Linked DNA regions of Homo sapiens: region 1 is linked to region 2. Evidence: read pairs that join two places in POLR2A ChIA-PET (ENCODE). Cell type or tissue: IMR-90. All regions are shown on one strand. Region 1 overlaps TNFRSF8 (TNF receptor superfamily member 8). Region 2 overlaps TNFRSF1B (TNF receptor superfamily member 1B).

Evidence for each region. Peaks named below come from ENCODE experiments on the same cell type or tissue, not always from the same donor. Only the 100,000 strongest peaks of a DNase experiment are listed, where the experiment ranks them.
Region 1: POLR2A ChIA-PET joins it to region 2 with 12 read pairs; 5 of 35 experiments call an interaction of 5 or more read pairs at or near these places.

What each region holds. Positions count from the first base shown.
Region 1 is chr1:12,096,189-12,101,188 of GRCh38, forward strand. It overlaps TNFRSF8 (TNF receptor superfamily member 8), which reads left to right. Exons shown (of 15, transcript NM_001243.5): 3 at 913-1,029. Among named protein-coding and RNA genes, the nearest start is that of TNFRSF8, 35 kb to the left of the region's middle. In IMR-90, no CTCF peak of the experiment used is centred here; DNase peaks (open chromatin) are centred at 1,333 and 2,823; H3K27ac peaks cover 523 bases.
Region 2 is chr1:12,186,494-12,191,493 of GRCh38, forward strand. TNFRSF1B (TNF receptor superfamily member 1B) reads left to right here. Exons shown (of 10, transcript NM_001066.3): 2 at 2,303-2,402; 3 at 4,464-4,592. Among named protein-coding and RNA genes, the nearest start is that of MIR4632, 2.7 kb to the right of the region's middle. RefSeq lists an enhancer at 2,341-2,878. In IMR-90, no CTCF peak of the experiment used is centred here; no DNase peak of the experiment used is centred here.

The DNA of each region.
Region 1 (5,000 bases), 90 kb before region 2:
TGGGAAGAAGTATTCTGATTGGCCTGCTTGGGTCATGTGCTCATCCTGGAAGCAAGGTAGGCAGCGATTGCTGGGTGACTTGTTTATCTCGAAATCAGGCTGGATTAGGGTCTTAGTGGCAGGAGTGTCCAATCTTTCGGCTTCCCTGGGCCACATTGGAAGAAGAAGTGTTAGTGTGGAAGAAGTGAATTTAGTCTAACACTAAGGATAGTGTTTTAGCTTATAGCTGATGAGCTAAAAAAAAAAAAAAAAAAAATCACACACACGCAAATCTCATAATGTTTTAAGAAAGTTTATGAGTTTGCGTTGGGCCTCATTCAGAGCTGTCCTGGGCCGAATGCGGCTAGTCGTGGGTTGGACAAGCTTGGTCTAGACTTTCATGGTCTAAAGTTATGGCTCTCCTAATTCCTGCAGTGAGATAAGACCCCTGCAGAGAATGATGACAACCGGTGCTCATATAGTGCTTGTTGGGTGCCAGGGACTGCTGTAGTACTTTATACATATTTATCTTCACAGTCCATTCAGTCCTTTCAAGAACACTAGGAGGTGGGTCCTATTACTAACTTAATAGTGCTAAATATATACACGTACTATGTACCCTCACACACACACACACACAAATAGTGCTGACAAGGTCATTATCACGCAATTGGCAAATGGCAGCCCTAGAATCCCAGGCCCAGCTCTTCTCTATAACTATGTTGCTTTTCCTTGCCTGCTAGGGGACCTTAGGCGAGGGTTGCCCCTCCTGGGTGTCAGTGCTTCCATCCATAACACAAGAATTGGACTGACAGTTTTCGGGGGTTGGAGGTGGAGCTGGGAGGGGCGTCAGGGATGAGAGGTGTGGGGCATTGGGTCATAAGGCCTTTGCTAAGTCAGCCTGGCTTGGAGCTTCTCTGTTTCTTTTCCCAGGGCTGTTCCCGACACAGCAGTGCCCACAGAGGCCTACTGACTGCAGGAAGCAGTGTGAGCCTGACTACTACCTGGATGAGGCCGACCGCTGTACAGCCTGCGTGACTTGTTCTCGAGGTAAGGGCCTTGTTCTCTCTCCAGGGCCTCCTTCTAGGGAGCATGAGGGGTCCTCAGAGGAGAGGTGAAGAATCTGGAAGGTGGAGAGCATCATGATTTGATGTCTGTTCTCTGAATTGTCCTCCTGGTGCCTCAGTTTACCTCTCTGCATTTGTGATTTGATATCAGCCATGACCTTTTGCATCCATACTTTCACAGAGACTTAACATGTTTCCTGAAGGAGAGGACTCACATTTTTTTGAGTTTAATCCTCACCACAGCCCTAGGGGAGGATTTCTTGCTTATCCTTACTTTACAATGAGGAATTTGAGGATAGGGAGGTTAAGGGCCTTTCCAAAGTTACAAAACTCTGGTAAGTGGCAGAACTGGAGTTTGAGTTGTGGCCTGACACCAAGAGCTGTGTTCTTTTCCTAAGATCACAGGACTTCCAGGAAAACTGTTTCAGTATGACCTTTTATTGTTAGTCTCTTATTATGGTTAGAGAATGCAGTCTGTGTGCTATCTAGTGTTTATTTTTGTGTGGATTTTTTTGGGGGGTAGGGTGGGGGAAATTTGTTGAGATCTTTTTGTGGTCTAATAAATAATAAATGATCATGTATTTTCAGAGTGTTCAGTGTATGGGTGTTTTAAAATGTGTATTCTGTTTGTTGCGTATAAAGTTCTCTACATATCTATTAAGTTAAGCTTGTTAATTGTGTTATTTAAATAATGTGTACCCTTATTTACTTTTATCACCTTTATTTCTGAGAGATGTGTTAAAATCTTATCTCCCAGTATACTTGTTCATCTATTAGATTTTCATTGTGTTCTTTCTATTTTTGCTTCATATATGTCAAAGCTATGTTATTAGGTACATAAATGTTCATGAATGTTATGTTTTTTTGGTGGGTTGGGCTTTTTATCCACATGAATATACCTCTCCATTCCTTGTAATGCCTTTTCCCTTAATTTCACATTTGTTTGGCATTAATATTGCTATTCCTTCCTGGAAGAAGTAGCAAAGGTTAAAAAGAAAGAAAAGTAATAATAATATTGCCATTTCTTCTTTCTTTTTATTAGCATTTATCTGGTGTATCTTTGAATTTCTAAAAGTAATGACTGCATTTTATGAAATGAAAATTATAAACATTTATTATTTAAAATTCAAGCAATACAAAGAGTGTAAGGAAGAAAACAAACATTGCCCTCCCCAGCCCTCCATCTATAGATAACTACTATTATCATTAGATGGCTGACACGCCTCTACCTCTCTGTATAAAGATGGGTAGGTTAGTAACCAGACAGCCTGTACACACTTACAAAGAAGGAATTTTAAGAGAATGGCAACATATTTATGGCATTAAAATGATAATATTTAATTTTAGTCAAAAGTATCAGAAAAAGAAAGCGAAGTGAAACAGAAGAATGCCAAACCTCAGTCAGATTAATGTATCTTCAGCAAAAGATACTGCAATTCCTTTAAAAAAAAAAACCCTCTAAAATTAAGAAAGGAGGTTATGAAAATCAGTAAGTGGTTAATAATCATTTCAGAATCTACTATCTCTTGCAGTAAAGGCAAAATCTGCTTAGTTTGAGTTTTGGACAGTAGAGAATAGATTGACTCCCTGTAATGAAGAACAAAGTAATTATTTTTCCCACCTCCTCATCCTCTTCCTGACTTTTATTCCTTACACAAATTTTACTTTGTCATAATCTATAATGTTTATATTCTCATCTGCAACCATAAGTCCCTTGGCATGTTAGCCTTAACATTTTTTATTATTCATGATGAGTTTATTTGGCACAGCTTCTCTGTTCCTGAGTTTTTCACTTTGATTCATCATTTGAGTGATTGGATTACACTGTCAGGTGGATTTTTCAAGAAGGGCTCGTCTTTGCAATATTCTCTGTTATTTCATGTTTGAGGATGCTTGTCTGTTGCCTATATTTTTGTTTTCTTTTTTTTCTTTTTGAGACAGAGTCTGACTCTGTCGCCCAGGCTGGAGTGCAGTGGTGCAATCTCGGCTCACTACAACCTCTACCTCCTGGATTCGAGCGATTCTCCTGCCTCCTGAGTAGCTGAGATTACAGGGATGCACCACCACGCCTGGCTAATTTTTGTATTTTTAGAAGAGATGGGGTTTCATCATGTTGCCCAGGCTGGTCTCAAACTCCTGACCTCAAGTGATCCAGCCGCCTTGGCCTCCTAAAGTGTTGGGATTACAGGTGTGAGTCACCATTCCCGGCCCAATTTCTTATCTTTAAATTTTAAGACAGGGTCTCACTTTGTTGTCCAGGCTGGCCTTAAACTCCAGGGCTTAAGTGTTCCTCCTGCCTCAGCCTCCCGAGTAGCTGGGGCTGCACTTGCATGTTACTGCACCCAACTTACAATTTTTTTGTGTGTCTCTGAGGATATAAATTATAGTCATGTATTGCTTATTGACAGGAATACATTCTGACAAACGTGTCATTAGGCAATTTTGTCGTTGTGCAAGCATCCTAGATTAGTGTACTTACACACACCTACATGATGTAGCCTACTGCACACCTAGGTTCTATGGCAGATCCTTTTGCTCCTAAGCTACAACTCTGCACAGCATGTGACTGTCCTGAATACTGTAGGCAGCTGTGACACAATGTGAGTATTTGTGTATCTAAACATAGAAAAGGTGCAATAAAAATACGACATAGGCCGGGCACAGTGACTCACACCTGTAATGCCAGCACTTTGGGAGGCCGAGGAGGGTGGATTACCTGAGGTCAGGAGTTCGAGACCAGCCTGGCTAACATGGCGAAACCCCATCTCTACTAAAAATACAAAAATTAGCTGGGCGTGGTGGCACGTGTCTGTAGTCCCAGCTACTCAAGAGGCTGAAGCAGAAGAATTGCTTGAACCTGGGAGGCGGAGGTTGCAGTGCGCCGAGATCATGCCACTGCACTCCAGCCTGGGTGATAGAGTGAGACACCATCTAAAAAAAAAATATGATATGAAAGATAAAAAAAATGGCACACTTGTACAGGGCACTTACCGTGAATGGAGCTTGCAGGACACGAAGTTGTTCTGGGTGAGTCAATGAGTAAGTGGTGGGTGAGTGCGAAGGCCTGGGGCATTACTATGCACTACTGTGGACTTTATCAACACTGTACACTTAGGCTATACTAAATTTATAAGACACATTTTTCTTTCTTCAATAATAAATTAAACAACTTTTTCACTTTATAAACTTTAACTTTTTAAACTTTTGGCTCTTTTGTAATAACACTTAGCTTAAAGCACAAACACATCGTACAGCTGTACAAAAATATTTTCTTTATAGCCTTATTCATTACACTTTTTTCTACTTTAAAATTTTATTATTTTATTATTTTTAACATTTTTAAATTAAAAGCTGAGACGCAAACACCTACATTATCCGAGGCCTACACAGAGTCAGGATCATCAGAATCACCGTCTTCCTCCTCCAAATCTTGTCCCATTGGCAGCGTGCAGTGACTCACACCTGTAATCCCAGCACTTTGGGAAGCCGAGGTGGGCAGATCACTTGAGGTCAAGAGTTCAAGACCAGCTTGGCCAACATGGTGAAACCCCATCTCTACTAAAAATATAAAAATTAGCCGGGCACGTTGGCATGCGCCTGTAATCCCAGCTACTCAGGTGGCTGAGGCAGGAGAATTGCTTGAACCCGGGAGGCGGAGGTTGCAGTGAGCTGAGATTGTGCTACTGCACTCCAGCCTGGGTGACAGAATGAGACTCTGTCTCAAAAAAAAAAAAAAAAGAATCCTGTCCCATTGGAAGGTCTTCAGGAGCGGTAAGGTAACATGCATGGAGTATCGTCTCCTATGATAACAATGCCTTCTTCTGGATACCTGCAGAAGGACCTACCTGAGGCTGTATTACAGTTAACTTTTGTTTTAATAAGTAGGAGTACACTCTAAAATAATGATAAGGCCGGCTTGGTGGCTGATGCCTGCAGTCTCAGCACTTAGGGAGG
Region 2 (5,000 bases):
TGTTAAATATTTTTAGTATCTCCCCTGCTCCTATATGTTAGGTACTGGAGTCCAGAGAGGTTAAGGCACTTGCCTAAGGCCACACAGCCGCTAAGTGGTGGAGTGAGGATTTGAAACCAGTTCTTTCTGACTCCCTGTATCCTTATCTATGGAGAGGCCCCATGACTCGTTCACTAAAGGTTATGGATCTCGATCTTGTACTGGCCACATGACTGCAGCTGGCAGTACAGTGGGGAGTGCGCCAGCCCTGGCTCTGACCTCCTAGAACTGCCCTTTGTTCATTTCCAGGTGACGCATCTGTGGGGGCCCCTGAAGGACTTGGGGTGTGTGTGTACACCCTCTTTGCTTGTACAGATGTGTTCACACCCATGTTTGCCTACATGTGAATGTCTCCATTCTGAGCTTGCTCTCAGCCTGGTAGAGGTGGCTAATTAATGCTTGTCCCTGAAAGCCCGGACTGCCAACCCCAGTCTTTCAGGAGAGAGGGCAGGACTCAGGGGCTTGCTCCCGGGGGTCCTGGGAAGGCACAATGGTGACAGTGCTGCAGCTCTGCACTCCTGGAGGGTCACTCAGAGACCCGAGAGAGGAGGGCTCTGCGTCTGCTCCTCTGTCCAGGGCTGTAGCTTCTCTGGGTGCCTTTGCTTTTCTCTTTTCTCCCCTCTTTTTTTTTTTTTTTCGAGATGGAGTTTTGCTCTGTCAATTAGGCTGGAAGTGCAGTGGCATGATCTCAGCTCACTGCAACCTCCTCCTCCCAGGTTCAGGGGATTCTCCTGCCTCAGCCTCCAGAGTAGCTGGGATTACAGGCACACGCCACTATGCCGGGATAATTTTGTATTTTTAGTAGAGACAGGGTTTTGCCTTGTTGGCCAGGCTGGTCTCGAACTCTTGACCTCAAGTGATCCACCTGCTTCGGCCTCCCAAAGTGCTGGGATTACAGGTGTGAGCCACCACACCTGGCCCTCTCTCTCTTTTCATTCATCACATTGTTCATCTCTTCCCGGAGGCATCCAGCACAGTCTTTGAGACTGTGAGCTGTGAAGTCAGACAGGACCCAGGTCCAAACCCTTCTCTGTCACTTACCAGGTCTGGGACCTTGGGCAGGTGACCTGCCCTCTCAGGCCTCGGTTTCCTGTTCTATAAAATGGCTGCAGTAGGGAAACCGTCTCCATCTTCATTGGGTGGTTGGGAAGTCTTGCTGAGACCACACACCTGTCTCAGGTAGGGTCTTCCAGAAGCAGAGCCTGAGGCAGGGATCTTTGTGAAAGTGATTTGCTAGGGAGGGCTCCCAGGAGAAGCAGGCAGGGCAGGTCAGGGGAGGGGGCTTAGCAGGGACGTTGTTCACCAGCTTCAGCCCAACACCACGGGGGTGGCTCTGGACCATGAATTGTACCAGGGTGGGTCCCACCTTGAGGCTGTGGAGCATTCATTATCAGCCAACACCCACAGCAGCTGGGGGAGCGGTGCCCTGCTGGCAGCAGGGGTCTGAGTGGGGTGCAACAGCACCCACCAATTCGAGCAGCAGAAACGCTTAGAACAGTGCCTGGTACCTAGGCAGTGCTTCAAAAATGGCAACGATTGTCATGGTCATAACCAACATTCAGCTGATGAGTGCCGGCTCTACGGTGGGTCCCATGTGAGAGATTGAGGGTCTAGAGATGACAAGGCTGCCACCTCTGCTGTCTGCATCACATGAGTGTGTGTGTACACATGTGTGTGCATACATACCCACAGGGGGTGGAAGGACAAGCAAGTAACCATTCCAGAACAATGAGATGACTGTTAGAGGGGTCATAACCCACGTTTAGAGAGAGCCGAGAGGAGGAGGAGGAGGAGCTTGAATTAGCCTTGGGTAGTCAGGGAGGGCTTCCCAGAGGTGGCAGCACTCATCTTGAAAGACAAAGGGATGTTTCAGGTGCAGGAGGGAAGGAGAGGTATCTTCCTTCCTCAGCAGAGGGCAGCTTTGTGCTGAGAACCCCCGTTCTCTGTGACCAAGGCCACTGTCTTCTGGATATCTGTCCCATGCAGTGTTAGGGGTCACCCAGCACTGGAGAAGGCCAGCAGAGTCAGTGCTTCTGCCTGCAGACATGACTAGGGTACACTGAGGTGGGGAGGCAGGGGAGGTAAAAGAAGGCACGAGCTCTCCTTCCTGTACCCTGCTCCAGGGGGAGAAACCTCCCCAGCCATCATCAGTGCAGACTGGCAGGGGGAGGGCCAAACATTTGCAGGGCGGGGACCTGGGCATCAGGCATGGCAGAACCCAGGGGCGGCCCTGTTGATGGCAGTCTTCCCTTCTTCCTTCCAGGTGGCATTTACACCCTACGCCCCGGAGCCCGGGAGCACATGCCGGCTCAGAGAATACTATGACCAGACAGCTCAGATGTGCTGCAGCAAATGCTCGCCGGGTGAGGGCAGCCACGGGGGCACTCGGGGCCCATGCCCTGGAGGAGCGTGTGTGTACAGGGGCTGGGGCGCAAGAGCATAGCCCTTGATTCTTACTGAACTCCTAGTTCTATGCACTGGCCCATGCTCCCTGCTGCTTCTGGGCCTGTGAACATGCTGTTCCCTCTTCCTGGCACACTTCCCAACTCCCTTTCCCTGATTAACTCCAACTTGCCCTTTAGACCTCAGCTGAAGATGTCCCCTCTTCCAGGAAGGCTGCCTGCCCCATACTGCCCAGCCGGTGGAGGAGGGGGAGGAGGAGCCTAAATTAGCTCCTGGGGGAGTCAGGGAGGGCTGCCTGGAGGAGGCAGCACTCAGCTTGAAAGACAAGTGCTGCCTCCTTTGAGCTCTCACTGGCCTCTGATGTTCCCATGGAAGCTCTTTCCTTGCTGTGGGATTATAGCCCGGTCCTGCTTCCTGTTGCCTCCACTGTGTGCTCCTCTAGGGCAGAGATTGTGGCTTGTTTTCTGCTGAATCCCCAGCACGTGGCGCAATGCCATGTAGGTGCTCAGTGCATATTTGACTGACTCTGTGAATGCTTACCCATTTCACAGATGGTAGACCTGAGGCCCAGCCACAGTTGGTGGAGCTAGGTAGCCTGACTCCTGGTGCCCTCCATCTATTCATTTGTGTCTGTATTCATTCATGTCATGATTATAAGGTATCTGCTGTGTGTTCTAAGTGCTGGGAATACACAGAGAGCAGGGCAGACAAAACCCTTGCCCTCGTGGAGTCTGCATTTTAACGGTGGATGCAGACAGATACATTAGGAGATGTGTGGTCCTGTCTATCTGTAAGTGCTGTAGAAAGACAAGGTCAGGTAAGGCGGGGGAGACAGAACGGGACATACTGTTTTACACAGGGTGGTCTGGGAAGGTCTCTCTGAGGAGGTGACATTTGGGCAGAGCCCTGCAGGAGGTGAGGGAGCAGGTCATGCATGTATACAGGGAACAGTGTGCCAGGAGGAAGCAACAGCATGTGCGAAGGCCTTGAAGTCGGAGCCTGTTTGGTGAGTTGGAGGAACAGCAGGGCCAGCATGTGTGGCCCAGGATGAGCGAAGGCGAGTACGGTAGGGGAGGAGGAGGAAGGAGTGAGCAGGGACCATGGTAAGGAGTTTAGATTTTATTCTGTCTGGGAGCCAATGGAGGGCTTTGAGCCGTTACCTTGAGATGTAGGTGGGCATATGAGTACCTGTCACCGTCCCTAGCCATTTTAAGACATCCTAGGGAAAGTGACTCTCTTCTTTCTTTTATTAACTGGAAGGGTCTCTTTAAGAAGTTACTAGAGAGGCTGAGGTGGGCGGACCACCGGAGGCCAGGAGTTTGAGACCAGCCTGGCCAACATGGTGGAACCCGTCTCTACTAAGAATACAAAAAAATAGCTGGGCATAATGGCAGGCACCTGTAATCCCAGCTACTTGGGAGGCTGAGGCAGGAGAATTGCTTGAGCCTGAGAGGCAGAGGTTGCAGTGAGCCGAGATTGTGCCACTGCACTCTAGCCTGGGCCACAGAGTGAGATTCTGTCTCAAAAAAAAAAAAAAAAAAAAAAGCAGCTACTGAGTCAACTTTTTTTTAAGGTTTCCGTTGGTGTTCTCTGTCCCTGGAATGCCTGCTTTCCAGGCCCATGCCCTTGTCCTTGATAGGATACCAGGGACTACATTCTTACTACCTGTTCCCCCTATCATTCATGCCCCTAGCTGGAGAATATTAGCCATCTATCAAGAAGGAAGAAACTGGCAAGCTAGTTCTTACTAAAGTGTGATTGACTGATAATAGGGCTCCAGTGGTGGAGGTTCAAGCATCTGGAAAGAGCAGAGAGGAATCTATTTTTGAGCAGAAGGGGTTCAGAAATGACGTGATAGCTGGTACAATACTAGATGGGAGATGATTCTGAGGAATTGGAACTCCACAGAATAGCCTTCCCAGCTGGGCTTTAGAACTCTGGACTTTGTGGGGACAGTGGATGAGCCCAGGGTCCTGGCAGAAGGCTCGCCCAGCTGAGACCTCTGGCCCTTGTTTCCTCAGGCCAACATGCAAAAGTCTTCTGTACCAAGACCTCGGACACCGTGTGTGACTCCTGTGAGGACAGCACATACACCCAGCTCTGGAACTGGGTTCCCGAGTGCTTGAGCTGTGGCTCCCGCTGTAGCTCTGGTGAGTAGGTTCAGAGAAAAAGGGGGCCCTTACACCCCTGCCTCCAACTTCCCCCGGCAACTCCAGCCTCTTTGGCTTCCAGCTGTCTGGAGTTACCCCAGGCTGGTTGTTGGAAGTGGCACAGGTGCAGCTGTTTACCCCTACCACTGGCATTTTCCTCCTCTGTCTCACCAAAGCCTCTTCACAGCCCCACGGGGCAGGCGGTGGGAGAACTGTGCCCACGTGAGGGTTGAGGAGGTGGTGCGTGGGAGAGTGGTGCGCATGCTCGTGCTGCGAGGAGCAGGACTGCGGGGAGGAGCGAAACTGCTGGGAAGAGCGGGACTGCGGGGAAGAGCGGGACTTCGGGGAGGAGCGGCACTGCGGGGAGGAGCAGGACTGCAGGGAGGAGCGGGACTGTGGGGAGGAGCG